Regions from separate parts of the Homo sapiens genome. Here regions 1, 2, 3, 4, 5 and 7 are each linked to region 6. Evidence: chromatin loops called from intact Hi-C (ENCODE). Cell type or tissue: PC-9. All regions are shown on one strand. Region 1 has its middle 28 kb from the start of SIX2. Region 2 holds the start of LOC105374577 (a long non-coding RNA gene). Region 3 has its middle 15 kb from the start of SIX2. Region 4 overlaps SRBD1 (S1 RNA binding domain 1). Region 5 overlaps LOC107985809 (a long non-coding RNA gene). Region 6 overlaps LINC01121 (long intergenic non-protein coding RNA 1121). Region 7 overlaps LINC01121 (long intergenic non-protein coding RNA 1121).

Region 1 (4,000 bases), 260 kb after region 6:
TGGCCAGGCTGGTCTCAAATTCCTAGACTCAAGCGATCCTCCCACATCACCCTTCCAAAGAGCTGGGATTACAGGTGTAAGACACTATACCCAGCCTGTTGTTTTAAATCACTAAGTTTTGGGGTAAAGTGGTTATGCAGCAGAGGATTACCAGACAATAAGGAAAGTGTTTTTCAAAACCCGAGGTCTCAAACAGTGGGACTCACCACCTTAGGAGGGAGTAATTGTGGCCATTGTATCAGTATTCACTAAGAATTGGATGGGCCGGGTGCATTGGCTCATGCCTGTAATCCCAGCACTTTGGGAGGCTGAGGCAGGCAGATCACCTGAGGTCAGGAGTTCGTGATCAGCCTGGCCAACATGGTGAAACTTCATCTCTACTAAAAATACAAAAATTAGCCAGGGGTGATGGCGCATGCCTGTAATCCCAGCTACTCAAGAGGCTGAGGCAGGAAAATCGCTTGAACCCAGGAGGTGGAGGTTGCAGTGAGCTGAGATGGCACCACTGCACTCCAGCCTGGGCGACAGAGTGAGACTCTGTCTCAAGAAAAAAAAAGAAAAGAAAAGAAAAGAAGTGGAGAAACATTTACCAAGCATGATGGGGAGGTAGCTGTGTTGCACAGAGTGCTGACCTTGAAGTCAGATGACACTAATAAATCCTGCCACTTAGTAGCTAGGAGTCCTTGGGTGAGTCACTTCACCAGTGTTCCTCACAGGGTTGCAGTGAGCATTAAAGAGCTATGAACATCATCTGCAAACTGGAAGGGACCCTGCTGCTATCAAGTTGTCAAATTGCAGGAAGGATGCCTGCATTGGGTAAGCAATTGAATTAGGTAAGTGAACTCTGAGATTCTGTAAAACCAGGATCAGTCCTAACTCATGTAGTAAGGTGTAAACATGTGTAAAAATATATGCTCTTGGTCCGGCGCAGTGGCCCATGCCTGTAATCCTGGCACTTCGGGAGGCCGAGGCAGGCAGATCACTTGAGGTCAGGAGTTCGAGACCAGCCTGGCCAACATGGTCAAACCCCATCTCTACTAAAAATACAAAAATCAGGCAGTTATGGTGGCCTGTACCTGTAATCCCAGGTACTCGGGAGGCTGAGGCAGGAGAATTGCTTGAACCTGGGAGGTGGAGGTTGCAGTGAGCTCAGATGGTACCACTGCACTCCAGCCTGGGTGACTGAGACTCTTTCTCAAAAAAAAAAAAAAAAAAAAAAAAATATATATATATATATACACACACACACACACACACACACACACACACATATGTATGTATGCTCCAACCTTATCGGTCCAGAGTCCATCTTTCCAAACACTGTTCAGAGTGAAATCCAGATGATCATCTGCCTTGTGGCTTTACCTAACCCCTGAGAGATGTTTAAAAACCCTATTAATCTCTTGGTGAAGGGAAGGGGGTGTCTGTGGACTCCAAGTTAAAAGGATTTGTTTTAGAACAGTATTTCTCGCAGTGTGGTTCCAGCACCAGCAATATTAGCATTATCTGAGAAACTATCAGAAATGTAAATTCTTGCCCCCCATCCCAGCAGATTTACTGAATCAGAAACTCTGGGGTGGGGCCCAGCAATCTGTGCTTGAATAAGCCTCCAGGTGAGTCTGCTATGAGCTCAAGTTACCTTATGATTAGGCTGACAAAGTAAGCAAATCATACACGCTGAAGATCCTGATGGCAGACCTCTGAGAAGAGGCGGAGGGTCTGGGGACAGTCGCAGAATGTGGGAGTGATCGAGAGCATCATTTATGACTTGCCCAAACTCTTCCACAGTGTTCCAGGTCTGGAAGGACCGTCAGTATTTCTGACATGTTTATGAAGGGTTGTTCACGATTCTCAGATAAAGAATCAGAAATATCGAGGGTTTGGGGATGAGAGTGGCTTGGAGAAGGTCAGTTGGAGAGAAGATGATGTGGGTTTCTATGAGATATTAAAGCCCTAAATACAGAGGAGAGGATTCCCAGACAGCTGCCTCACATCACTGCCTGCAAATTCGGCTTCCATCGCAGGCGACGGAGACGCGGAAGGTAAAGTTATGGCGCCACCTGCTGGAGAAACGTAGGCTCGGATTCCCTCCACTTGGAGATTCCGTTCCTCCCTAACACTCAGCCCTAAAGCTCAATCCTCCAGAGACCCCAAACCTGCAAGGGTGCCATGTACCAACCAGGTGGAAAACCACTGTCCTGCTTACCAATACGACTTCAGTTTTTCAAAGCTTGTGCTTTGGGGTCTGAGAATTGCAATGTTACAAGCCTAGCAATCTTTCCCAAAGGAGACTGGTATAGAATAAACATGCTCCAAGTTCCTTAAAAAGATAGGACCAGAGGAGGTTCACCTATCCATAAATAATCAGCCCCCCTTGTCAGTCCACCATAGTGAGGGTCCTCTTCCCAGACCAGGGACAGATGCTGCCAAGGCTCCGGAAAGAGTCATGGGCCCATGAGAGATACGCCTTTCCTGGCACGTGAGCCATCAGAGATCCAAAGCCAGTACCGGGCACTGATGAATGTGCAAGCACTCCACTCTGTGTAGACCAGGTCTGAAGGGCTCCATAATGACCCAATCATGGCAGCAGATGCCCTAAAAATGGCTCCCTCCTCTAGGGATCATTAGAAAGCTATTAAGGATGTCTAATTATTTCCTAGTGCTAATAAAGATGCCAATAAGCCAGGCAAGTTTTCTCACTTTTATGGAGATAATTAGAAGGCCAATTATTTTTTATGTCCATAAAAGAGTGAAACTTTAACCGCTGTCCCTGCAGCTGTATTTTATACCACCCTTGTGACAGAAGCTGCTTTGTAGCACTTCATTACGCATTAACAAGGATCTCGGGTTTTTAAACTCCAAACCACAGTCTACCCCAGATTCAGAGTTAGTCTGAAGGAAGTGGAGCAGGAAAATAGGCAATAGATCATTCTCTAAGACTTTGAGGGGAAGGAGTCATCTTGGCCATGCATTCTGCTTCGGAGATTGTATCCTACCCAACTCTAAGGCAGTGGTTCTCAAACTTGAGCTCATAGCAGACTCACCTGGAGGCTTATTCAAGCACAGATTGCTGGGCCCCACCCCAGAGTTTCTGATTCAGTAAATCTGCTGGGGTGGGGACAAGAATTTACATTTCTGATAGTTTCCCAGATAATGCTAATATCGCTGGTGCTGGAACCACACTGCGAGAAACACTGTTCTAAAACAAATCCTTTTAACTTGGAGTCCACAGACACCCCCTTCCCTTCACCAAGAGATTAATAGGTAGAATTCAAAGGGGTCCATGACTTTGGTTGGGAAAAGGCTTACGTCTTTATCTTCACTAACTTCCAACTGAAATTTAGCTTTTTAAAAAATGATGAATGTAGGTAACAGACCACAGTAGTGATAACAGCAGTGATAACAGATATTTTCCAATCCCATTACAGTAGTGGCAGGTTTCTGCAAATATCATCTATGCTTATCCGTGTTTTAAAACTCCAGTGGTTACTAGTCCTGCCAGTAGATTTTATTCTTTAATCCATTAATGGAGAAGCACATATTACTATATCACTGCTTTAAAAATATTGTGATAACTGTATTTCAAAATGATTGGTTTCCTTTGATGTCCTATGTATTATCTTTTGTGCGTTTGAAAGTGTTATTCAGACTGCCCGGGGAGGAGGGGGGAAGGGAGGAGGGGGGAAGGGAGGAGGGGGGAAGGGAGGAGGGGGGAAGGGAGGAGGGGGGAAGGGAGGAGGGGGGAAGGGAGGAGGGGCTATGGCACACAAAAAAGTGTAAGAATCTTGCTCTAAAGGTATGAAATTAATCCTCAAGAATAACTCAGAACTTCCTTCAAGGAAAAGTTTAAAAGAAGTGATAATGCTTGGATAAATGAGGAGAGGAGCGACAGGGAGGTAGCTGAGAGGCAGGGGGATGGATGAGATGGCCAGGTTGTTTTACCTCAGTGATGAATGGAGACCAAGAAAAGTCCACTTGGTCTTCCCTGTGCTCTTCACAA
Region 2 (4,000 bases), 92 kb before region 6:
AGACTCTTTCTGGCCTCGTGGTGAGGGAGAGGCTTTCTGGAGGAGGTCAGCCTTCAGGCTGGGGCTAGGGAGATGCCGAGGGAGGGGCAAGCATGAGCTCAGGAAGGAGGAAGGCAATGTGCAGTTGGGGCTAGAGGACAGTGAGAGATGGTGTGTAAAGACCAGAGCCTGGTGGGGCAGGACCTCAGGTGTCCTGAGAAAGCTGCTCCCCTGCCTGTTGGCCTTGCAGTTGTGTTTTCAGCCTGGAGTTTCTTCCTGATGACATGGCCCCAAGAGCAGGAGAGTGCTTCAAAGGTCAACTTCCTGGGCTCATTCCTGGAAACAGGAAACAGCGATTAGCAAATCAATTAATTAAGGCCCAGTAAACCACTGGATTATAAAGAATGGTTATTTGTTAACTGAAGACAGACCTTGGCCCCTGCTCAGAGGTGTGATTCTGGGAGAAGGCTGACCAGGAGCATGCTGAAGACAGAGGCAGGACTACCTATGTGTGAAATTCCAGCAGCCCAGCTCTGCTGATGACAGAAATGGCCATAATAAACCAAGGAGGTCACAAGTCAAGCAAATAATTTGGTTGACAAATAGGAGTATAAACAAGACCTTGATTAATGAATTTCCTAATAGTTCTCTGTTTATTGACATTAGCTCAGCTTGGTCATTAAGCCTGACATTGCCCATATATGTTGCATAGCATAACACCTTCCATTCATTCTGAGACTGCTTTGTAGCTTTTTGCCTGGATGTTTTATGCTTTAAGTCTTGTCTCCCTCACTGGGCCAGGAGCACCTAGTTCTGAGAACCCTTTCTATGCTTGCTGAAGAAAGAGGAAGGTCCTGGAGCTTCCTGTGAGTGGTAAATAGAGAAGTGAGAGAAGAAAGAAAAGCCTCCAGCTTCAGCATCTTAAATCCTAGGCATTGGGCTGGGAATCAGGGTCCAGCTCCCTCTCACTGTAACTATTGTTTCCCTTTTGGACTAACCTGTTGTACCTGGATTGCTCCATCTTTGAGGGGAAGGGCTCATTCTAGAAGGCCCTTCCTCCTCCTGGTGTTACAGGCATTGAAAAGGGAACACTGAATGGGCAGGAGAACGGAAAACACACTAAATAGAGCGAAGGTATCCCAGAAGAGCATGAGCTTCTCTGAGGCTTATCTTGGCCACCACTTAGCCTGCTTCTAACTGAACTTACCAAAGTGCTTTGGGGGACCTTAGCCATTGCCTCTGATGTTCAGAACCTAAGACGGGGTTGTCCTGGGAAATTGCCAGCGTGCCTAAAGTTGATCACCAATCCCTGGCCAGAGGACACCAAGAGCCCCTGTTATTGTCCATGGAATGGGAATGGGCTCTGTCAACCTGGGCCAAGAGTCCGGCCTGGAGCAGCTTTGTAGGCAGCTTTAGCAACACGGTGAAAAGCAAAAGCAGGAGGAGTTGAAGCTGTAAATGCCAGCTGTATTTTTATTGGTCGTCTGCAACTTCAAAGCTTTCACCTCTTTAAAGGAGGCCCACGCAGGTATCCAGTCGGCTCTCCGAGCTCCCGGCCTTGATGCCTTATTGATTTTCAATGTGGCTTGACTCCCAGGTGGGCAGACTTCAAACTGGTCTGTATTTTTCTGCTGTCATGTTTCCATCCTTGTTAGTTTCCATCTCCAGCAAGATCCTGGGCATGTTTGAGGGCAGCTTTCCTTCTTTGGCTTTCTCTCAATGTTCTGGACAGCATTTCAGACATCCAGGGCCGCCACCGCTGGAGTTGTGTCTTGTGTGATTAATACCCAGCTGTGCCAGATGCTGGCAAGTGCAAGAGAGAAGATGCAGCCTTGCTCTCAAGGGATTCACACCCATCGGTCCATCTAAGTGTTTTCTCAGTGTGGTCACTAGGGAAGGTGTGGCCAGCGGTGGAGGGTGGGGCTGGTCACTTGATGCCACCACCCCCTTTAACACATGCTCTTCAGGACTGACCTGAAGCTGCCAAGTGTTTACTGAGCTGTTGTTTGCCCAGTACCGGGGAGAACAAACATTCATTCAGTGCCTACTACAAATATTCATTAATACGTTCATTAAGTGCCTGTAGTAGGCCAGGCACTGAGCTTTGCTGATATTTACTAGTAGCTTTATCTAAATTTCATGTAAATTCTATGCCACTCTGTGAAGCAGGTTATTCTTAGCTCCCTTTTATAAATGACCATGCCGGATTGCAGGGGTTTAATAATTTGCCCAAGCTTACTTCACAAGCAAAAGGCTGAGCAGGGTCTGAGCTGCTCTTGCTTGAGCACACCAGGCTGGACTGGGTGTCTGTGTGTGTTGGGGAGGAAAGGGTACAGGAAGCTTGTCATCTCATTGGCACACAAATCCTATTCATGTGGAATAAATGAGCAAGATGAGGCATATGTGTGGCAATAATAACAAAAGCAAACATTTCTGGCTGGGTGCAGTGGCTCACAGCTGTAATCCCAACACTTGGGGAGGCTGAGGCTGGCAGATCGCTTGAGGTCAGGGGTTTGAGACCAGCCTGGCCGACATGGTAAAACCCCGTTTCTACTAAAAATACAAAAAATATCAGCTGGACGTTGCACGCCTGTAACCTAAGCTACTCGGGAGGTGAGGCACGAGAATCGCTTGAACCCTGGAGGTGGAGGTTGCATGAGCTGAGATCATGCCGCTGCACTCCAGCCTGGGCAACAGAGTGAGACTCTGTCTCAAAACCAAACCAAACAAAAAAACCAATAGCAAATATTTCTATAGCACCTACCAGGTGTCAGGGACTGTTCAAGTGTTTCACCAATATGAGCTAATCCGCATGAGTGCATGGAGGCCCAGAGGAGTTGGGTAATTCTCCCAAAGGCACGCAGCTGGGAAATGTCAGAGTTGAGATTCAGACACTGTGTCTTAAACACTTCATTGAGTGTCAAGACGGCCAGCGAGGGGCACCAGCAGTGTGGACTGAGCAGTGCCTTCTCTTTGAGAGCTTCACTGCCTGCTTTCCCAGACTTGACCTCTTCTAACCTCCAAAGAGCTGTGAGGCAGTGGCCAGGCCTCAGTGTCACCCTCCTTGATAGATTAGGCAGACAGATATCAAGTGGGTACTCAGGATGACCCAGACCACAACCCAGCCTCCTGTCTTTCCACTGCTGGGGCTTTCTAGAGGAAAAAAAAGTATCTTATCCAGTTGGGACATTGAAGAGATGTTTGGTTAGAAGTGTCTCACCTGCAAATCTGGGACAAACAGATCCAGAAAAGCGGTATCCTAAGAAGCTGATCCAGGAAAGCCAGTTCCTCGCCTGCAGTTCCATCTGCTCTGGCTGCCAAGGGAGCTGGGAAAGTGATTTTTGTGACTATCAAAGAAAGAGGCAGTGTAGGTTGGAGAGGAGGCTGGGTCCAGGTCCTGGGGGAATTCCCTGGTGCCCTGGGCACAGGCCTTCTGCTCTGCAGCCTGCCTGGCTCAGCCATGCAGGAGGAGAGGCCTTTGAAGTCACAGACCACCAATAAAATTGCAGCTGGCAGCAGGAGCTTACAGGACTCCAGGCGTGAGATTTTACACCACTAAGGGGCTAAGCCAGTGTTGACAGGGCTTGGAATGTGCCCTGGACTCCTTTTTCTTCTGCAAAGAGCCACTAGGGTGCCTCAGACCCTGGCTACCCTGTCACCCAATCAATCCAGGCTGCAGCAAGGGCCCGTGAGTCACCACAGGGAAGCGAGAGGAGCAGCTTGCAGTGTGGACCCAAGCCTGAAGCACATGCAGCTAACGGCTACAGCGCTGCAGGCTGTGAGCCCAGGCTGGGTTGGGAGGGCACAGGCGAGGCAAGGCTGTGTGACAGATGTGAGACCAGCAGCAGGGGAGAGCAATGAGGATGGGAATGGTTGTGGGGAGGAGATCATACATGGTGGCCCTTTAGGTTTCAGTATTAGCAAAGGCATGGAGGCTGGAATAAAGGAGGCACTGTTGTTCTCCTTCCTCCCCCTCTTCTTTCTCCCTTTCCCTTGTCCTCTACTTCCTCCCTTTTCCTAT
Region 3 (4,000 bases), 210 kb after region 6:
TATAACCTGTCAGAGTCTGATGACTCTCAAAGCTCTCTTATCCCAAGCTTATTCATTTATCTGCCAAAGAAACAAAGGGAAAATGTTAGTGCTCAAGGCCACATACTTTGTCTTTGCAAAACTGGGACTAGCCTTCAGGTCTCCTCTCAAAGCTCAAGGCTCTTGTCTAAACTAGTGGGGAAAGGATCTCTCTAGGACTTTGTTGGGATACTGAAGAACCATTCTAGGACCCCCTCAAATAACCAGCTATGGCTCCCCCAAAAAGTAGAGCAGAATGGACTCAATATCCTGTGCAAAGTGTACATGTGTGAGTGAATGCTCAGCGAGAGAATTTGCTCAAAAATATTTATTGAGGGCCTACTATGTACCAGGAACGATGCTAGAAACCAGGAATATGGCAGGGAACACAGTGTCTCTGGCCTAGAGAAGGATCTTACACTAGAGGCCAGTGAAGAGGAAAATAAGGGAATGAGTGGATGAATAAATAGATGGATGAGTAATTAATAGATGGATAAATAGATCGATAATAAATGAATGGATAGATGGATGGTTGCTACATTTAGAAAGCCAGGAGAGCAACAACTCAGGATTAAGTTAGGGCTTAGACTCAGAAACCTGGGGACCTGCACCATCCTGCATGCCTGCTATGCAGCCAAAATCAACTCTATTCAGATATTCTCCTGCTCAAAAGTCTTCGGTGGATAGCCAGTCCTCCATAATCCATACCCTACACTGCTCCAATGTTTGCCATTTACTTCAATTCTGGTTAATCTCATCACAGTGTCCTTAACACCACTACTAATCAAAACCATTCCTACTCATTTGCTCAGACTGACAGCTTTTCCTGGAATGCCCTCCGCTGTGCCCTCTGCCTCTTCTCCAAGTCCCTTTCCCTTCATCCAGCTCCCCCCACCTTCTCCGGGCCTGCCTGTAACACACACCAAGCACTGAGCACATACTCTTCGGGAGGTGCACCGTATCTGGTGAGCTACATTTGTCTCCCCCACCCTCAGCTAAATGGTCAGGTCATCTAGGTTAGGAACTGTATTCCCTTTCAGGGTCCCCAAAGACAAGCACATGGCTGGGCACACAATAGATGATCAATAAAGACTTTAAGAATAACATAGAATCTGAAGAAAGTAAGTATACGTGGTCCCCCAGGGCACATGCCTGGCTTGGGTTCACCCCTAGGAAACTCTGAAACCCTGGTTTTCCTCCCAGAATCTACTTCATCCAGCCCCGCCCTCTCCATCTGCTGTCATGCTTTCCTGGAGGCATCCCCTCAGAATTAACATTGGGGCGAGGCCTGGAGTGCTGGGCAAGGACGCGGGGAGGGGCCTTTTGGATTGTTTTACAACAAAATCTCCTCTTCTGAGCTGGTGAATGACTCAGCATCTTGGATTCCAAATGAAAAAAAAAAAAAGCCACTTTCATTCTGTCATGCAGGAAGCACAGAGGGTCCAGCTGACTTTGTGATGTCACTGTGCCAGGCTCGGAGCCCAGCCATGTCAAATCTGGGCACCTGAAGTGTGAGCTACTCTGCCAACCTTCTAACCAGTCAGGGATGGAGAAAGAGCACCTCCTGTTGATGGACTTGGCAACCCCATTTTATAGATGAGAAAGTTGAGACCAGATAAATCAAAACCTCTTAGGGTTCCCCAAATTGTCACTCTTTCTCCCTGATGTCTGCCCAGGACCTCTCTGAGCTGGTGAAAGATGAAAATTAATCCTTCCTCAAAACAGCTGCAGCCCTGTATTAAAGGAAGAATCTGTAAATACACAGCTTCTTTTGAGCCCCCACACCACAGGTGGCTGGTGGGGAGCCACCGTGCCTGCTCCCACTCTTGCATCCCGCTGGTTCCTGAGAGCCAGGGGCTCTTCAGAGAGGGGACTTCTTCTCATTTGAATATGTTGGGAAGCAAAGGGAGGTGTACATAACAGGCCCTGTGACTGCTGGAGGGAGACCTGGGCCAGCAGCTGCAGGAAACATTCAAGAACAGTTCATCCTTACAAAAATATCCTCCCTGACACCAACCAGCTCCGGAGAGGCAGGAGGGGACACTGGGAAATCAATCTCCATTCCAGAATGAGCCAGCTCTGCCACTGAGGCAGTTTCCCTCTTGCCCTGGCTACCACTGATACAGAATACCAGCAAGTGTCATAGCATCCACCCGTCGCTGCATCCCAGATCAGGTGGCCCGGGCTCCAGGACCATGCCAGGAGGAGGGGAGAAGCATCCTGGCCTGGCAGCCTGGCTTGGTCATGTGGGCATTGACTAGCCCACCTGGCCACCAAGCAGCACCTGGATTCTCCCCTCCTACCTTCTGCTCCTGCCGAATCCAAAGCATGGTCAGTGCATTCAACATGAATTCAACAGTCCTGCTGCTCAGGGTAGCAATACAGGACAGTGGCCACATGCCCAGACTCTGCAAGCAGACCTTGCTTCAACTCCCTTCTCTGTCCCTAGTTTAACCTCCCTGCACCCCAAGTACCCACTTTCCATTACGTAAAATGGGCCTAATGGCAGTCTCCACCTTAGAGAGTTGTCAGGGGAGTCACAAATCCTTCTTCTCAAGCCCCTTGTTCAGTGTCATAGTGAGCACTCAATAAAAGACAGCTACTATTTATAAATTAACAAAAAGACTTTTTAAAAAGCTTCTGCGGGGTACAAGTTGCCATGCTAGATGCTGGACCATTTCTGTGTTCATTATGGCTGGGCAAAGGAAGGGAGGGAGAAATTATTTAATCCAGTAAATTATGAACAGTTATGAGAAAGGAAAAGTATTTGATGTCTGAGGAAACCGACAGTATTGACTAAAGGCTAAGAATGGCCTCTGCCCTAGATGAGATGGCAGACCCCTGGTGCAGTAGGATGGGGTGAGGGAGTGTGAAGATTATTTCCCATTCTCATGCCTGTCATACTAGTGGCTATGAAGGGACACAAACGCCCTGTTCTAGATCCAAAGGGGTGCTAGGACTCCCGAGGAAGAAGCAGGAGGCCTTCTACTGGTGGATCTAGAAGCTCTGTCAGCCTGCCCCCACCATGGATCCAGGGGTGAGCTCAGGGCTGGTGGAGGGATGCTGGGGTCTGTGAGTCCCTGCATTGAAGGCTGCCTTTCATGTCTATGTGCATGTGAGAATTTTCTTGGGAAGACACATTTTCTTCATGTTTTCAATGGGGTCCCTGACCTCAAAAGGTTTAGAACCACTGCTCTATGCATTAACTTCATCCTGTCCAGCATGATTCTCAGATGATATTGTTAGCACCAGTCCTCTCTCTTCAACCAGACTGTATTTGCCATCCATCACCATCATCTGATATGGCCAGAGTAAATGTGTATTGGTTGACTCTGTATATTTCTACGTATTTCAGCTTTTCCCAGAAATCTCTCACTTTGGACACCTGGAGGGAGATAGGCGACAAACACAAAGCCTAGCAGGCTTTCTCAGGTACGGCTAAGGTAGATCAGGAAGGCAGCAGTCCCTCCTCACCTGACCCAGTTAGGGCTGGAACTGAAGCCTGCAGTCATTTACAAGTCATTGTGCACCATAATACTGCTAGTCATTCCTTTCTTCAACAAACATTTATTGAGGACCTACTGTGTGCCATGCACTGTTCCAGATGTTGGAGATATAGCCATGAGTCCATCAGGCAAAGTCCCTTTTGCCATGCAGTTTATACTCTAAGAACGAAACAGTCAACGATAATCAGACAAGCATGATACTTTCAGATGGTGGTAAGTGTGAAGATAAAACATAATTATACAGTGGAGAGAGCAGGAGACACTCAAGGTAAAAGCCTAGAGGTGGGAACAAGTTTGGCACATTTGAAGAACAGGAAGGAAGCTAGGGCAGCAGAAGCATGATGAGCAAAGAGACAGAGAAAGAGCATCAGAAGCAGTGAGAGAGAGAAGCAGGGGCTGGATCACCTTCGCCCTTGGAGATCTCCATAGGGAGTTTGTGCTGGGGGCAGTGGGGAACTATCAGATAATTTTAAACA
Region 4 (4,000 bases), 260 kb before region 6:
TTGTTAGTGGAGTTCGCTGAGATTGTAACAGTACAGTATAGAAGCATATTAGTGAATGTAGCAGAAACCATTGTTATTTCCAAAACTTTATTCAGCTATAGGTAAAAAAGAACTGGGCTGTTTGTTGCCGGCAAAGTATATCGCTGCTTCTATCTTTCTCTTTTTAATTATTATTATTATTTTACTTTTTACTGTTGTTTCATTTTGCTTTTTTTCTGTTTGTTTATTTGGGGTTTTCTTTTTTGTTGTCATTCTTTTTTAATGCTTTTAATAGTCAGTATTATTGGGAAAATATAGCAAAATATTAGAATATTCTCAAAGTTGGCTAATTCTGTCTTACGTTATTAGATAATGATGGAGTAGAATAATTTGCAATATGTTTTATTCTAAAAAATCTATGCCATAGCAATCTGAACTTCTCATATTTATTACTGGACAAACTCCCACAGATGCATTTAAGCTAAAAATAAAAACAAAACAAAACATAGGAGCAGTGGAAGAGTAAATGATGCAAAATGATGCAAACTTTTCCCTTTGTTAAGCAAACTTCACAATTCTCTGTGCAGCTCTCAGATTTGTATCTGAATGAAGGTGCACTTGAAAAGTATAAACAAATACAGATAATCTGGTATTATATGAGTAAATACAAATTTGAGTACAAAAGACATAAATAATTTTGGAGTTAAGTGCAAGAATCAGGAGAAGCAACTTTTGGGTGCTTTGTGGGGATGGCAGGTGGGTTGACATACCATGTTTTTTAAGCCAATACATTTCAAAATGTTGACCAAAGACCATTTTAATTATAAAATTAGAATAGTGTTTATTCCCTGCCCCCTTAGGTTTTGTATCTTGTTAGCAGTGAACCTGGAATGTTTATAGTACTGTTGCAAACAACGGTTTCTTCCACAGTTAGTGTTCCTTCCTCTCTATGAGCCTGCTTTTCCTGTCCCAGTATCAACCAGGCCCTTGCCTCTTGCCTAGTCGAATGCCACTTACGCATCAGGTCTTGTGTTTGGTCCTGTGGCAGTTTTTTTCTTTAGTTTCCTTAGTGGTACCATTAAATACTTTATGGTATGGCAACAACTTTATGTTGGTATCAGATACAGGTAGAGAAAAAAGATAAAAGAGGGATTTTGAAAGAGAAAAGCAGAATGCGGGGAGAGAGGGAAGAGAGAGAGAGAGTGAGATGCTTACTGTGGAAGGTAAGGGGAAACAATTTCTGCTTACGCCATTCTTTGTTGAAATTTCTTCTACCTCAGTAGAGGTACTTAATCTACAAATAGGAAACAAACTTTCCATCTTTTTTGTCCTTCAGTTTGTTGATTTGCTTTTCCCCATGATGGCATTTGAAGGTACCATTGAGTTTGTCATCTCTGTGAAGTTTGGAACCCCAAAATCCAAATTAAAGCTCTGCTTTTTAGTTGGTAATTCGGGTCTGTCCATTTTAGGTTTATTTTGTGGTTGGAAAGTGTTCTTTTCATCCACTGTGGTATGGGGCACCAAAAGAGAAGTAGCCAAGATAATTCTGTTCTTTTGAAAGACTGCTCTGTAGCTAAGATTTGATAGGATGTCCATCCTGGAGTATACTTAGATCCTCTGGTTGGTAGACTTTTTATTTTCTCCCAGGCTTGGTGTGGATCCTCTGTGTGATAACTGTACCACTACTAGAGTTGTTCTCTGTGGAAAATGATCATCTTTTTTGAAACATAACAAACTTAAAAAAACAAAAACAAAACGCTGGTAATTGAAGAATTGCTTCTAACTTGTCCTCCACCAGATGGTGCTAGTGTTACGTATCTAAAGGTAAACTCCTTTGGTATTGAAGTAAGGAGGTTGTGTATTTTCTTTCTCTTTTTCTGCCTCACCATATTTTGCCCTTAGTACTTTTTCATACATGCTACTTTCCTGGCATACTGCTGCATCACTTCACATATTTTATATTGTAGATAGTGAGCTGGTTATGCCTTAGTGATCATGAAGGATAACTTGGGAGGCCAAGTAAAATTCAAGAGGGCAAGGACCAAGTGAAATTTAAGGATGTATAATTTGTATTTTCTTATAAGATTTTTTTAATCATTCATTTGCTTCTTAAATGGCCTGTGTGTAAAAGTTGAGAACTTATTCTTGACTTTTCTGCTTAGCTATCTTTCTTTTATGTTATCATAATGATGTCATAAAATGTCATTGCTTGAGATCTTCTACAAACAAATGATGTATTTACCAAGATTTAAGTTCACAATAACTTTAAAAGAAAGCTTGGTAAATTAAAAAAAAAAAGTTGGCCATTATCTGATATGATTCCCTGACCAATTAATAATTGTTCTTACATTTTTAAACCTTTTCTGATTACATATGAGTATTACATGGTTATTGCAGAAAAACTTAAACAAGAATACAATTAAAGTAATAATACATGTTTAAATACTATTAACATTATATTACATAAGCCTGCTTTTTCTTTACCCAGTTTTAACTTAATAATTTATCATAAATATTTTACATGAGATAAAAATATTTTACAATAATAATTCTTAATGAAAGCTTAATTAAATGAACACTGTAATGATAGGCATTTTTTTCCACTTTGTTTCAGTCACAGTTGTGCTATCATAAATAGTGCAGTTTAATTTTTTTGAATTTTTACATTTCATTTGCATGTATTGCTAAAAATATAATAGCTAGTTCAGAGAGAATGTACATTTTTGTGATTTTTGATCTGATTTTCAATTTACCATCCAAAGAGTTCTGCAGTTTGAAAGTCTTTGACGGGACATGATTCTGCTTGTTTCCGTATGTCCTCTTAATCACTAGATTACCTAATTTATTTTATTTTTTTTTTTTTTTGAGTTGAAGTTTCATTCTTGTTGCCCAGGATGGAGTGCAGTGGCGCGATCTTGGCTCACTACAACCTTCACCTTCCAGATTCAAACGATTCTGCCTCAGCCTCCTGAGTAGCTGGGATTACAGGCATGTACCACCACGCTTGGCTGATTTTTTTTTTGTATTTAGTAGAGACTGGGATTCACCATGTTAGTCAGGCTGGTCTTGAACTCCTGACCTCAGGTGATCCACCCACCTGGGCCTCCCAAAGTGCTGGGATTACAGGTGTGTGCCACCGTGCCTGGCCTTACCTAAGTTTTTAAGATGACTAGATATTGCTCATTTGAGAATCCTTGAAATGATAATTCATCATTACATAAAAGAATTTAAAATTGCTTTGATATTTTCTTAGAAGTAAGCTCTACCCTTTAAGCATTAAATCTCAGAGCCCCCACTGTTCGTGGTAGTTTAGTTTTTGGCCTTGTCTCCTATCCCTAAAATACAAACAGCTATTCTTTTGATACTTCAGAACAGGTTATCTCATATGCAAATAATTAAGATTTATGTTGGTTCATGTTTTTAGTGCTTTGTATTACTCGTTGAGAAACCTAGTGCAAGTCATTTAACCTCTCACGATATGTTTCTCAGTCTGACAAGTTGGAAGAATGTTTTTTAGATAAATTATTTTTAAAACTTTGAGATGAGCTAGGCATTTGGCATAGTGGCTTTTTAATACCTTCATTTTTGATAGGCAGAAGGAAGGAAAAGGGGAAGATGCTAGATATTTGTAGAGCCTGAAGAATTCTAATATACTTTTGTAAAGAATTAAAAAGGTATCAGTCAGTGTTGAGTAATTATATCCCAGTTGATTTTTGGTATCTTACTAAATAACTGCATTTTTATTTAAGCAAATTACTTTTAAATTAAGTTCTTCTGTTAACATAAAAGAGCATGTAATTTATTTTAAAATCAGAAAAACCAAGTTATTTTCATATTTGGGAAATGGGAAGAAAAGAGATTCATGCAGAGTCTTCATGAAATCTTGTAAATGAAGGTGAAAACTGTTAGCCCAGTAATTTAAAAAAAAAAATAGTTTTGGCTGGGCGCAGTGGCTTGCGCCTGTAATCCCAGCACTTTGGGAGGCCGAGGCAGGCGGATCACGAGGTCAGGAGATCGAGAC
Region 5 (4,000 bases), 120 kb after region 6:
TCAACACAAGGGCAACCAAACCATGAGCTGACCAGACCATTAGACCCTGCCCCCCTCCAAATGATCAAGGCTAGTTGAGCCCTTTATATTTCTCTTAAGAAACTGAGGCTGGGCACGTGCCTATAGTCACAGCTGCTCGGGAGGCTGAGGCAGGAGAATTGCTTGAACCTGGGAGGCAGAGGTTCCAGTGAGCCGAGATTGTGCCACTGCACTCCAGCCTGGGTGACAGAGCAAGACTCTGTCTTTAAAAAAAAAAAAAGAAAGAAAGAAACTGAGAAATAGCCAGATAACATTGGAGATAGAGGCCAAAAGTTGTACAGAGAGTTGCTGAAGTGAAGGAAGCTGGCAGTCGTGATGGGCCCTAGGCAAGGTGAAGTAAAGAATCCATGAGTAAGCAGAGAGAATGAGCCAGACAGGCAGACAGACCAAGAGATGTTGGGAAGGGGACTGGTCTCCAGGGTTACCTTGGATTCTTCTAATTTTCTAGTTCCTAGACCATTTCCAGCTCCACTGCATGTGTGTCCTGCAATAAATCTTCTATAATTGCAGGGACCCTGAGCGTATCTCTCTTCTCCTTGCAGCTCAGAGCTGGACCAAAGCAGCTGTCGATCCTTTGCCTCTTTGCACTTTGGAGCCCAGTCCTGATGGGACCAGGTAATCCAGGCATGCATCACTGCCAGACTGGCAAATACCAACTCTTCATTCAAGTGTTTTTCACTCAAGTGTTCCTAAAAATATCCAAGAGAAGAAGAGGACGGGCAGTTTTCTGGAAGGGCAGTTGTAAAACTTGAAGGAACAAAATCTGTTATCCTGTGGCTTAAAGAGGACTCTCTCTAGGAGACATTTGTCATGCTCTGGGCTTATTCAGAGTCAGAAATTGTCTCTGATGGGAACCACACGAAAGAGTTGGGGACTCAGAAGAATTACCTTCTGCTGAAGTTCACCTTAAAAAGTAGATACATGCTTTAAACACCCCCAACTTCTCCCATCTCCCTTTGGCTGAAGAAGATCAAACCTTTCTGGTTAATCAGAGCTAAACAAAGAAACGGCCTCTGCGGCCTTCTCCTCAATGACCCTCATCCCCACACCAAGCCATCTCAGGACTGAAAGACCCATCAATGTAGGCCTCTGTGGAGAAACCAGTTTTTAGGCCTCTCACTGAAACCCAACCCCCAGCCCAGCCATGCAGCATGAGCTCATTCTGCCCCAACTAGGAGAATGAGAAAATGGTCTGTGAATTTCTCTTCCACTCTGTCAAAATAAGAACAGAAAAAACCATGCTTCTGCAAAAGGGTTTTCTTTCAGCTTTTATTTGCACACATTCTGTATAATTATGGTCAGCAAGAGGGCATTTTCCATGGCCACACTGGCAGTATTTTCCACACAAAGGCTTATGCTGGTGGGCAGCCTGCCCTTGAGCTATTTACTTGTGTGGTGGATAGAAAACCATCAGACCTATGGCCAGTTAAACCCAAGCAAAATGTTTTCATTTGGACTTCTCCTGTAACTGGGCATATTATTTTAATTTTCCCTCCACCCCTTGTCCCCTTTCCCTAGGTAAAGTGATTCAATATGGTGGAACCACCGTTATGCAGCCAACTCTGTAGTATACCTTCCAGTTAACTGCTAATGTTCACATTTTAAAGTACTTCCTCCTAGCTTTCAAGATCTTAGGATTTTCTTAGCCAACGTTACTCCTTGGAATTCCATCTCATTCTCTCTCTATACAAGTAAGCCCTTTGCTTCTCTGGGCCCTCATGCACCCAGCCCATTTCTTCCTCCAGGCCATTTTTCTTGCTGTGCCCTATCATCCCAGTCCTGAAAGCCTGCCTCCTTCCTTTGGCTCCTCTGAATCCTGCCCACCATTCAACATCCAGTTGTGGCCCCCTCCTCAGTGAAGCCCTCGCTGACTGCTGAAGTTGTCCTGACTCTTCTTTCCTTCACTGAGCCATGAGGCTGTACTGGCTTCTCACTTGCTGCATATTTTGTAATTAATGAGTCACTAGACAAGTTTATCAAAATGTTGACATTGGTTTCTGCATAAAACCACAACATAAATCAAGTCATTCATGTAGCAAGTATTTACTGAGCACCTAGTCCACAGTCAGCCCTGTAAGCAACATTCCACACCAGAAAATGCAGGAATTCATGGGCGAGTTAGGCCTGCTTCTATCCTACAAGAATTTGAAGAGACTTTGAGAAAACAAGCTACAGGCATGAAAGATAATCCTAGAGCTGATGCCCAAAGGATGATGGTTCTTCAAGGCAACATGAGGTAGACAGAAAGAGGAAGAGGAGTCAACACCATCCATTAGAATGGGACAGGGGTTGAGAGGCAGCTCCAGCTGACAAAGAAGTCAAGTTTCCGCTGCTTATAGGATGCATAGATGCAATAATGGATAGATACACACATGCTTGTAAATACAGATGAACCAAGAGATGAGCGGTCCAAAAGCCATCCATCCATCCACCATTAAAGAAACATTTACCCAACACATACTCTGTTCCATTCATAGGGGATACCTAGATAAGTCAACCTTCAGGGAGACTGTAGTCTAGCCTGGTGGCACGGCAATTTAGTCATAGGGCAACCAAATGTGACTTTAAAAGTTCAAAGAGAAGTCATAATAGCTGCCATTTTTTAAATGTCTACAATATGTTAGGTACTTTTCAAACACTACTGCTACAGTTCCCACTCTGGATGCCAAAGCAAATTTGTAGGGAGACCGTGGATTATTTTAAATTTTTGAGGGTAATATCATGATGCTTAATGTCTGTTAGACACTGTGCAAACTACTAGCTCAAGGTAGTTCACAGTTTCAACATTAGATCATACTGCATTCCTTTTGATGATGTCACATCTTTGTGGAGCAATGAAAGTCAATATGTAACAGGAGATGAGGGAAGCAATGTTCAGTCAGATTCCAAGGTCTGAGAAGTTGTACAGTGCCCAATAGGTGTCTGCATCCCACTAATAAGCAATCATTACTACTTAAGAATAAAATCGGCCAGGCGCGGTGGCTCACACCTGTAATCGTAGCACTTTTGGAGGCCAAGGTGGGCAGATCACTTGAGGTCAGGGGTTCAAGACCAGCCTGGCTAACATGGTGAAACCCCATCTCTACTAAAAATACAAAATTAGCCGGGTGTGGTGGCGCATGCCTATAATCCCAGCTACTCAGGAGGTTGAGGCAGGAGAATCACTTGAACCCAGGAGGCAGAGGTTGCAGTGAGCCGAGATCGCACCACTGCACTCCAGCCTGGGTGACAGAGTGAGACTCCTTCTCAAAAAAAAAAAAAAAATAAAATAAAATAAAATAAAATAAAATCAAACTATTAACTTTTTTCTTTCAATTTATATGTAATTACTTTGTCAGGACATAAATTCCTATTACATAGTTTGGTTCTAACTTCCTGATAAATGAAACACATTTTTCTTAAGGCCTAGAGATACTGTGAAAAATTACTGAGATGCTAAAGACACTATGAACTGAGGAAGTTCGGGAGCCTCTGCGTAATGCTAATCCTCTCAGGTTACCAAACATCACACTGGTAGTAAATTCTAGAGTTGGGGTTTGAACCCAGATCTGTTCTAGTGGTCTCTGAAATACATTACTTTTGCTTATAATACTGATGGGAGCTCAGTGGGCTCATCAGGGGATGGATACGTAGGGCTGCCTGGTGGGCAGAGGTTGGAGAAATGAGGCAGGACTAACAGATTCATGGAACTGAAAGGTCTTGCTCTGACCTTGAAGGGCACACTGCATAGTTACTATTCCCTTTATGCTAAGTTTCCATGAGGCCTTGGTTCGATGGGAGGAAATAAAAACAACTCCTAAGAGGTGTGCGGCAAACAGGCCTGATGAGGTTTTTTAGTGCCAGGTCACAAGAAGAGGAAGAATGGGTGGGAGTATAGAGACCATGGCCAAGGTGTGAGAAATAGAGGCCTGGTCTGCACACATTCTGACAGGGGTCATGTAACTCTTATTGCAGATGTTTG
Region 6 (4,000 bases):
TAGATGCCCTGGTTGGTCCCTATTTTCCTGTCTAATGAGGTCACTAGGAGAGTGATTTATTTTAAAACATCTAGTTAAAAATAAATTTATCCATAAGAGAAACAGGAGGAAATATACATACTAAAAGTTGCTTATTACAAAAAAAAAAATCTTTATTTCAATACTGACTCTTTTTTTTTTTTTTTTTTTTTTTTTTTACTTTAAGTTCTGGTATACATGTGCAGAATGTGCAGGTTTGTTACATAGGTATATATGTGCCATAGTGGTTTGCCGCACCCATCAACCCGTCATCTAGGTTTTAAGCCCCTCATGCATTAGGTATTTGTCCTAATGCTCTCCCTCCCCTTGCCCCCTACCCCGCAACAGGCCCTGGTGTGTGATGTTCCCCTCCCTGTGTCCATGTGAACACTGACTGTCTTATAAAGCCTTGATGATGTTCCATAATCATAATTTTTCTTTCAAAGGAAAGTGCTTTTTAGTCTGCAGTAGATTCCTGGATGTTAGCTGCTATGTCCATGATGACTATCACATTTATGGGAGTATGCTTGTTTTTGAAAATAACAGGAGAAGCCAAAGAGGCAAAGTAAATAAAAATACTTCCCAAAAAAAAAATATTGAAATAACGAATGTGTTGGAAGTGAATATTTTCCCAGGCTGGTGATTTTCTTGTACTATAAAGCGTATGGACAGTTAAGTCCCTGGTCACATTCGCAGGGGCCTGGCTTCTGAGTTCCCCTGGGCTCCCAAACACGGCATCCTAGCAGAGGTGTGTGTGACAGCATCATCCCCAGCTTCTGGAAGACCTGGCCCTAGGTCTTTAGGGAAAATCTTTCCACTTTCTCATATATATATATATATATATATATATATATATATATATATATATACACACACACACATATATATATATATACACATATATATGTGTGTATATATATATATACACACATATATATGTGTATATATATATATATATTTTGTGATGGAGTCTCACTCCGTTGCCCAGGCTGGAGTGCAGTGGCGTAATCTTGGCTCACTGCAATATCCTCCTCCCAGATTCAAGCGATTCTCCTGCCTCAGCCTCCCAAGTAGCTGGGATTACAGGCATCCGCCACCATGCCCAGCTAGTTTTTGTATTTTTAGTAGAGATGGGGTTTCACCATGTTGGCCAGGCTGGTCTCGAACTCCTGACCTCAAGTGATCCACCCGCCTTGGCCCCGCAAAGTGCTGGGATTACAGGCATCAGCCATTGTGTCCAGCCAGATTTTTATAAGCATCCTAAGAGCTGCAGGGTATGTCTACTGAAAAATAAAAATGATTAGTTCTCAAGATCACTGTGCAAACTAGTACTGGTTCCATGGGAAACAGGGTTTTTGCCTATTTGCCAGTTTCTAAAGTTGAGGTAATTCAGGGCAACTTTAGTCTCCGCAAATTATCCCTGATTCTCAGCTGAAGTGACCACAGGCTCAATCTGTGTTCTGTCCTAAAACAAAATAAAGCAAAACTCCCTCAATTTATTATATGGTAGGAAAGCTTATGGGTTCTGCAACATACTAGCTGTGTGACTTTGGGCACATTTACCTCAGTTTCCTCACTTGTAAATGCGGAAAATGATACTTGCTCTTCCTGACACTGTGAGGATTAAATGAGATAATATGTGGAAATCATCTGGCACATAATAGAAACCCAATAAATCTGCATCCTCATCCCTCTACACCCCTTTTGGGAAAGCCTTTCCAGCTTGGATAAATCCAAACTTTCTAAAGACTGCAGGCTCCTGGTCTGAATATCACCCTTAGGGAAGGCTGAGTCCAGATTGGGAAGTCTCTTTGCTCTCTACCTTCATTTGCTGAGATCCTTTCTCTTCTGTACACATCTGTCCTTCACCCCTGAGCTCTTTCTGGGAGGGGCAAAGGGGCTCCGTAAACTCAAAAGGATCCTTCAAAAGGATGTTATGCTAACGGCAGAGTTCTAGGGATGGTGAGTCCAAAGGCAGATTGTTCGAGGAAGGGGCTTTTGAGGAGCGGGGCCTTCCCTGAACCCCACAGATGCCCCCATGCAGTGGGCTGCTTATTCTACCTGAACCCTGGGAGAGCTCCAGCTAAGGGCTCACACAGGCTCTAGCAGAGAGTATAAGAAATACCCATCAGTGACCACAATTAAGGATCTTGGCCTGGTCAAAGTCAAGGTCATTCATTAACATTTTCTGAGCACCCATTCCCCAGAATACATATGTTTTGCCCATTGTTTCTCAGCACCCACACTAAAGGACCCATAGTTTAGATCAAAGTACTAGTGCAGGGCTCCATGGATAGGCTTCTGAGGGTGGGTGATTCCCTGAAGCTGTGTGCAAAACAGTATGTGCATATGTTTTTGTGCATTTCTGGGGAGAACATCCAGAACTTTCATTACCTTCTCAGAAAGTTAGGAACCACCTGCTGGTTGTGAACTGAATGTTCTCCCTGTACTCTGCTGGGGCCAGTAGGAATCTTGGCTCCCAGAGTCCCTCCTGGGCCTCCAGATAGATAAAATGTTATGACAGAGGGTGCAGCTGTCATTCCTGGGAGGCCCATGCCCAGTGACTAAGCACTGAGCAATATTTGCTGTACCTCCTTCCAACCACGGCTTCCTGGACCATCACCTCGTCAACAGTTGGTCTGCATACAGCGAAAGAGAAATCAGTCTTCTGGTACTAAACCACATTCTGGGCTACAGCTGTAGGGAGAGAGTGGAGCTTGGCCATGGAGGGTGGTGCGCTGGGCTGTTTGGCAACCTTGGCCAGGCTGTTTAAGCCTCAGTTCTCCTACGGAGATATTAGCTCCTGGCTGTAAGGCCAGGTCTCCCGCCCTCACTAATGTACCCTGCACAGTTCCTGGTGCCCTGAAGGTGCTCAGCTCATGTCCATGGAGTTGAAGTGAAGAGGAACTGATAATCCCTGCCCCAGGCTAGGAGGGGCAATCAGACCACATAAATAACCATGAGAGAATTACAGGTCAGGAACTCAGGGGCTGCAGCTCAGAGGATAGCTGACTTCAGCTCAAGGGCTGGGTGGGTGGATAAGGACTCCGAGAAGGCTTTATCGGGGGGGTAGGTGGGGGACTTTAGAGAGAAGGCTTGACGGAACGGTAGAAGGTAGACATGGGGGTGTACAGACAAAGGGCATTTCTGGGAGGGAAGTGGCTTTAGCAGGACAACACAGGGGCAGGGAGGTTCTGGGCTAGAGCAAGCCCCCTGGCTGGGCTAGAACCAAGAGTGCCTAGAAGAGAGGGACCAAACTGGGCTGGAAAGTGGGTGACCACCCACTGCTGTGGCTCACTTCACCCAAGGAGAAGAGGACTGAGCAGTGGGCCTGGTGGTCCCCCGTGGCTGTGCCACTGGGTCCAGGGACCCGCTGGCCCCACATCCTGTGGGTTCACTGACCGAGGCCCAAAGCCAGGACAACCCAACAAGGCTCAGCACTGTGCCAGGTTATGCTTTTACAGCTAAAACCTCACTGGTCTTGGAGGAAAGTTCTCCTGCTTGTCAGTTCCCGGTGCTCACATAGATCACTCTCGAAGGCAGGCAGGAAGCAGATCTATAATTACCGAGGCAGCTGAGATGCTTTTCCCTGGGGCTGGTGTTTAGACTTATAACGTCATCATTTATAAGGCCCGTTCTTCTCTGATAATGAAACGAAGTAGGGCAGTGTTACTAGACTTGAGACAGGAGTTTTCTTCTCTCATCCCACTCCACCCCTCTCACTTCCCTTCCCCAAATTTCCGCTTATCTGTCTCCAGCCGATCTCTAGTATTTTCAATACTATCTCTTCACCACAGAGGGAACATTCTAGGGGACAATAAAAATCGGAATTGTTGCTTAGTAGCCTCTGTGAGATTCAAACCACCTTCAAAAACTCATTTAAATATCTCTTTTCCTCCAGGCGTCCTTCATGGATTGCTCTTCCCTAAGACGTTGCTTTCTTTATGATGGCCTTGCTATTTATATAAGTGGTTCTCTTCTG
Region 7 (4,000 bases), 65 kb after region 6:
CATTGTTTCAATATCACAGAAATTATTAGACTCACCACTAGATCTTGCATTTGATGTGCTAACAAAGAAATATATCACAAACTTATTTCTTAAAAAAATCTTGATAATTTTATTTCTATATATATATATTTTTGTTTTTGTTTTTTTTTCTGAGACAGAGTCTCGCTTTGTCACCCAGGCTGGAGTGCAATGGCACAATCTTGGCTCACTGCAACCTCCACATCCCAGGTTTATGCGATTCTCCTTGCCTCAGCCTCCCAAGTAGCTGGGATTACAGGCACACACCACCACGCCTGGCTAACTTTTGTATTTTTTTTAGTAGAGACGGGGTTTCACCATGTTGGCCAGGTTGGTCTCAAACTCCTGACCTCAAGTGATCCGCCCACCTCGGTCTCCCAAAATGCTGGGATTACAGGCATGAACCACCGTGCCTGGCCAATTTCAATATAACTTACACGTTTAGAAACATTCTGAGAAATAGTCTGTACATTTTACAAAACTGCCAAAGGGTCCCACGCAAAAAAAAGATTCAAAAATTCCCATCAACTAAGAGATCCTCTTAAACCCATAGCAACTTAAAACCATTCATTGACCTATGCTGATAAACTAGCAGCCATGCGTCTGCATTGGGTGGTGCTGAAATCCACTCTATCTTTGTGTTTCCTTGACACAGGGTTGTAGGGGAAGGGTGATGAATCTCAGTGGGCCCAGGCATGTGGCTCCAGTTTTCCTTCCCAGTTTTCCAGTGGGCCTGGGCATGTGGCATTCCAAGGATCCTGAAAGAATAGGGCATCTCTTTTGCAGGTCACAGGAAATGGGTAGCTATCCAGCTAAATAGATTTCATGCTTGACTTCAGTGGAATAGCTCAAATGATGATCTGTTTGGGAGAGTAAATTAAAGAGGTAAGTGGGCATGATGGTTTTATTTGGTTTAACTTTTGCTGGTTTAGTTGCTCCCCTAAGCATTTTTTAAAAATATAGACCTCTTCTCCCAGCATCCCGCTCTCTCAAATTCTGGCCAGATCCTGCTTCTCAGGGAGCACTAACTTTGAATTAGCTTGGAGGGAAGGCCTTACCAAGAACTCCTTTCTCTACAAGATAATCAAAACATGACCATTCTTTTCTCATAACTCCAAATACACAGTCCCTTGGTATCCACTGGGGATGGGTTCCAGAACCTCCCAAGAATACCAAAATCCACAGATGTTCAAGTCCCTTATATAAAATTATATGGTATTTGCATATAACCTATGCATATCCTCTTATGTAGTGTACTTTGTCATCTCTAGATTACTTATAATACCTAATACAATGTAAATGCTTTGTAAATAGTTGTTATACTGTATTTCTTAGAGAATAATGACAAGAAAGAAAAGCCTATGATGCGTTCAGTACAGATGAAACCATCCTTTTTTTTTTTTTCTGAATAGTTTCCATCCGAGGTTGGTTGAATCCACAGATACGGAACCCACAGATATAGAGGGCCAACCATACTGAGTCCTGACTTCACCCATTCCTTCTACCCCCATCTCTCCTAATCCTTAAACTTCCTTGCAATTCCTGGAGCAGAATACTCGTGTAGGAGTCAGGGGTTGTCTTCCCTTCCTAGAAGCAATGCTTCTATGTTCTCATTTGATGTTGAATAAAACATTAAACAGAAAAGCTTTGATAACATCACATAAGAGTCTATTTCCTTGGCTCACACCATGAGAACTAGTGAGATCCCCAGTTCCTCAAAACTGGGGAACAGTATGCTTCATATTGCTATCTAATATGACCCACCAACCCCATCTTCCACCCTCCACCTTCCCCTTGCATCCTAACCTTCCATTTCATCATGCAAGCTGCTGTAGTCGTGAGTTGTTTTCTGAGACGAGTGAAGGACCACTGACATCTATGTCTTCTGTAAAGAGTAGTGTAGACATGGCTATAACCACCACCTCCTCCTCTCTTCCCCATTAACGTCACTTAAATTTTGAATGTTTGACTGTGCTATTTTCAAAGACACTGTAGCGGATTCTGCACATGACATGCTTCCAAGGCACTATAAGTTGTCTGTAAAAAGCTAAGGCTGTCACTTGTTATCAGGACCTCTAACCAAGTTGTTGAAGTTGACAGAGTTTTATTAGCTCTGTTTTTGCAATAGTCTGTCTTATTCTGGAGACAAATGGGGAAACTTTGCCTTCACACTGGGTTTGTTTTATAGCTCTTAGATGTGTAATACAAATGAATGATGTTGAGCCATTTCCAGCCTGCAGTGATGGGTGTCAGTTTCTTGGACACCACTAGGAAATCTGTAACGCTGAGCCACGTCATAGTGATTCAAAGGCAAGCTGTCCTGGAGACAGGGCTGGACTCTGTGACTCACAATTAGAACTCTGTGATTCTAGTTCTGACCCTTCTTGTAATGACTGTGTGGCCTTAGATAGGTCCTTTCATTTTGGTTCCATTTCCTCATCTATAAAGACAGAGACCTGGATGAGCTCTAAGTCCATTCCAGCTCTGTCAGTTTATTATTCTAATAAATGAATTACCAAAAAAGTCGTGAAAACATCCAATCAAGAAAAGTAACTGTGATTCTGTTTTATATGGTGTTAAAGATTCCCACTTGACTTTTGAGTCTCTTTACTCAGTATATGTACCCCAAGGTTCTACTAGATTCCCATAAACTATTCTTTAAAATTGACCTTGGGCCAGTATAAAATCCTGTCTTATTATCCAAGGCCCAGATTCTGAGTTGTAAGAAGGTCTATTTAAAATGGTATGTTTTTCTTGCAGCGATTGTTAAGTGGTCAGGTTTTATGATGTTTTAACATTCATTGCCATTCATTATCTAAACACTGTTCTATAATCCAGGGAGTGTGAGGTTAATAAATAGAATGGAATTCATTCTGGGTTTGATTTCATCTGCTGATTCTAGTGGAAGTCTCTTTATATCTATTCCTTCTTTCTCAACATGTTTAAGCAGAGAAACTCTGGCTCTCTGTTCATGATCTTAAATCTCTTTGACTTTGGGGAAGGAAAAAATGTTGCTGTCTTCAGCCCCAAGTTCAACAACTGTAAAATGCGGTGACATGTCATAGGAAGAGAAATCCATTCATCATCACTACATTTTTGAGTGACTTAAATATTCACCATATAACAATATGAATATTTAAATCACTTACTTGCCTTTTTACTTTTAAAACAGAGAATTTTTCCACCTGTATAATGTTCATGAGTCCTAATGTTATAATGTTACATTACATTCATCTGTTCCATTTTATAATGCTCCAAGAAGGAACAGTAGGGAAAGAAAGCTTCACAGTACACGATGGACATTTCACAGTCCAGCTGCATCTCAGGCAAAAGGCAGCCCTGTTGAAGCTGCTAAATGTTCCACTTCACCTATTACGATTATGGATGGCACAGATGGATTTTTGGAAGGCTGTGTCCTTTTAGCCAAGTTATTCTCCCATTGAACAAGGCGCTCACTCTCCTACCTTCCCATTTCTGACTCCACCACCACCACTCCCTCCTAAGTACACACTAACACTTGGACTTGGACTACATTCACCAAAACATATAGTTTCATTAACTGATTGCTTTGCTGCACTCCAAATGGCCTAACATTTTGTAGCTGAAGGAGTGTAAATCATGCCTTATGTGGGCTACAGTAGGATGTGATGTTTAGAGAAAGGAAAATATGCTTCCTTATAGAAGCAAGAGGCACTAAGCCATCTGGATTGTAGAGAAAAAAATTTGGTCATTCATTCTGATGTTTTGTCTGCGTAGTACCAAACATCTGGAAGTTGGGTGACAGACTGAATTTTTCACATCCAGATATTTCTGCATTATACTGAAACACAACTATATATTTTTAAGACTTTAAATAGTAAAAGCATAAAAGATGTACTAATTTCACATTTTGAGGTAGAAAAGACAAATGAAACTGAGGCAAACTTCTGGTTAGTTCTTTATGTAATATGCTATTTTTGTTTTTCAAAAGTCACTTTCTGCA

What was found. A loop is a pair of places that touch in the nucleus more often than their neighbours do. Peaks named below come from ENCODE experiments on the same cell type or tissue, not always from the same donor. Only the 100,000 strongest peaks of a DNase experiment are listed, where the experiment ranks them.
Region 1: a loop joins it to region 6, with 5 times the contacts of the local background. A loop is called at or near these places in 5 of 110 quality-filtered maps.
Region 2: it touches region 6 in a loop (1.8-fold over the local background); 3 of 110 quality-filtered maps call a loop at or near these places.
Region 3: a loop joins it to region 6, with 3 times the contacts of the local background. A loop is called at or near these places in 8 of 110 quality-filtered maps.
Region 4: it touches region 6 in a loop (6-fold over the local background); 5 of 110 quality-filtered maps call a loop at or near these places.
Region 5: it touches region 6 in a loop (5-fold over the local background); 2 of 110 quality-filtered maps call a loop at or near these places.
Region 7: a loop joins it to region 6, with 5 times the contacts of the local background. A loop is called at or near these places in 11 of 110 quality-filtered maps.

The regions. Positions count from the first base shown.
Region 1 is chr2:44,979,849-44,983,848 of GRCh38, reverse strand. No RefSeq gene overlaps it. Among named protein-coding and RNA genes, the nearest start is that of SIX2, 28 kb to the left of the region's middle. In PC-9, a CTCF peak has its summit at 2,045 (motif pointing left); a DNase peak (open chromatin) is centred at 2,058.
Region 2 is chr2:45,329,126-45,333,125 of GRCh38, reverse strand. It overlaps LOC105374577 (a long non-coding RNA gene), which reads right to left and starts at 1,837. Exons shown (of 2, transcript XR_001739448.2): 1 at 1,187-1,837; 2 at 1-315. In PC-9, no CTCF peak of the experiment used is centred here; DNase peaks (open chromatin) are centred at 545, 1,925, 2,335 and 3,675; H3K27ac peaks cover 610 bases.
Region 3 is chr2:45,022,524-45,026,523 of GRCh38, reverse strand. No RefSeq gene overlaps it. Among named protein-coding and RNA genes, the nearest start is that of SIX2, 15 kb to the right of the region's middle. In PC-9, a CTCF peak has its summit at 1,601; a DNase peak (open chromatin) is centred at 1,443.
Region 4 is chr2:45,492,656-45,496,655 of GRCh38, reverse strand. All of the region lies in intron 14 of SRBD1 (S1 RNA binding domain 1), which reads left to right. Among named protein-coding and RNA genes, the nearest start is that of SRBD1, 120 kb to the left of the region's middle. In PC-9, CTCF peaks have their summits at 1,572 and 1,772 (motif pointing right); a DNase peak (open chromatin) is centred at 1,805.
Region 5 is chr2:45,118,105-45,122,104 of GRCh38, reverse strand. It overlaps LOC107985809 (a long non-coding RNA gene), which reads left to right. Exons shown (of 3, transcript XR_001739190.2): 2 at 582-654. Among named protein-coding and RNA genes, the nearest start is that of SIX2, 110 kb to the right of the region's middle. In PC-9, no CTCF peak of the experiment used is centred here; DNase peaks (open chromatin) are centred at 1,334, 1,694, 2,074, 2,874 and 1 weaker place; H3K27ac peaks cover 2,657 bases.
Region 6 is chr2:45,236,901-45,240,900 of GRCh38, reverse strand. The region is part of intron 1 of LINC01121 (long intergenic non-protein coding RNA 1121); the gene reads left to right. Among named protein-coding and RNA genes, the nearest start is that of LINC01121, 16 kb to the left of the region's middle. In PC-9, CTCF peaks have their summits at 2,209 and 2,415 (motif pointing left); a DNase peak (open chromatin) is centred at 2,580; H3K4me3 peaks cover 427 bases; H3K27ac peaks cover 1,828 bases.
Region 7 is chr2:45,172,018-45,176,017 of GRCh38, reverse strand. LINC01121 (long intergenic non-protein coding RNA 1121) reads left to right here. Exons shown (of 6, transcript NR_033831.1): 5 at 805-903; 6 at 1,431-1,677. Among named protein-coding and RNA genes, the nearest start is that of LINC01121, 81 kb to the left of the region's middle. In PC-9, no CTCF peak of the experiment used is centred here; a DNase peak (open chromatin) is centred at 2,307; H3K27ac peaks cover 2,510 bases.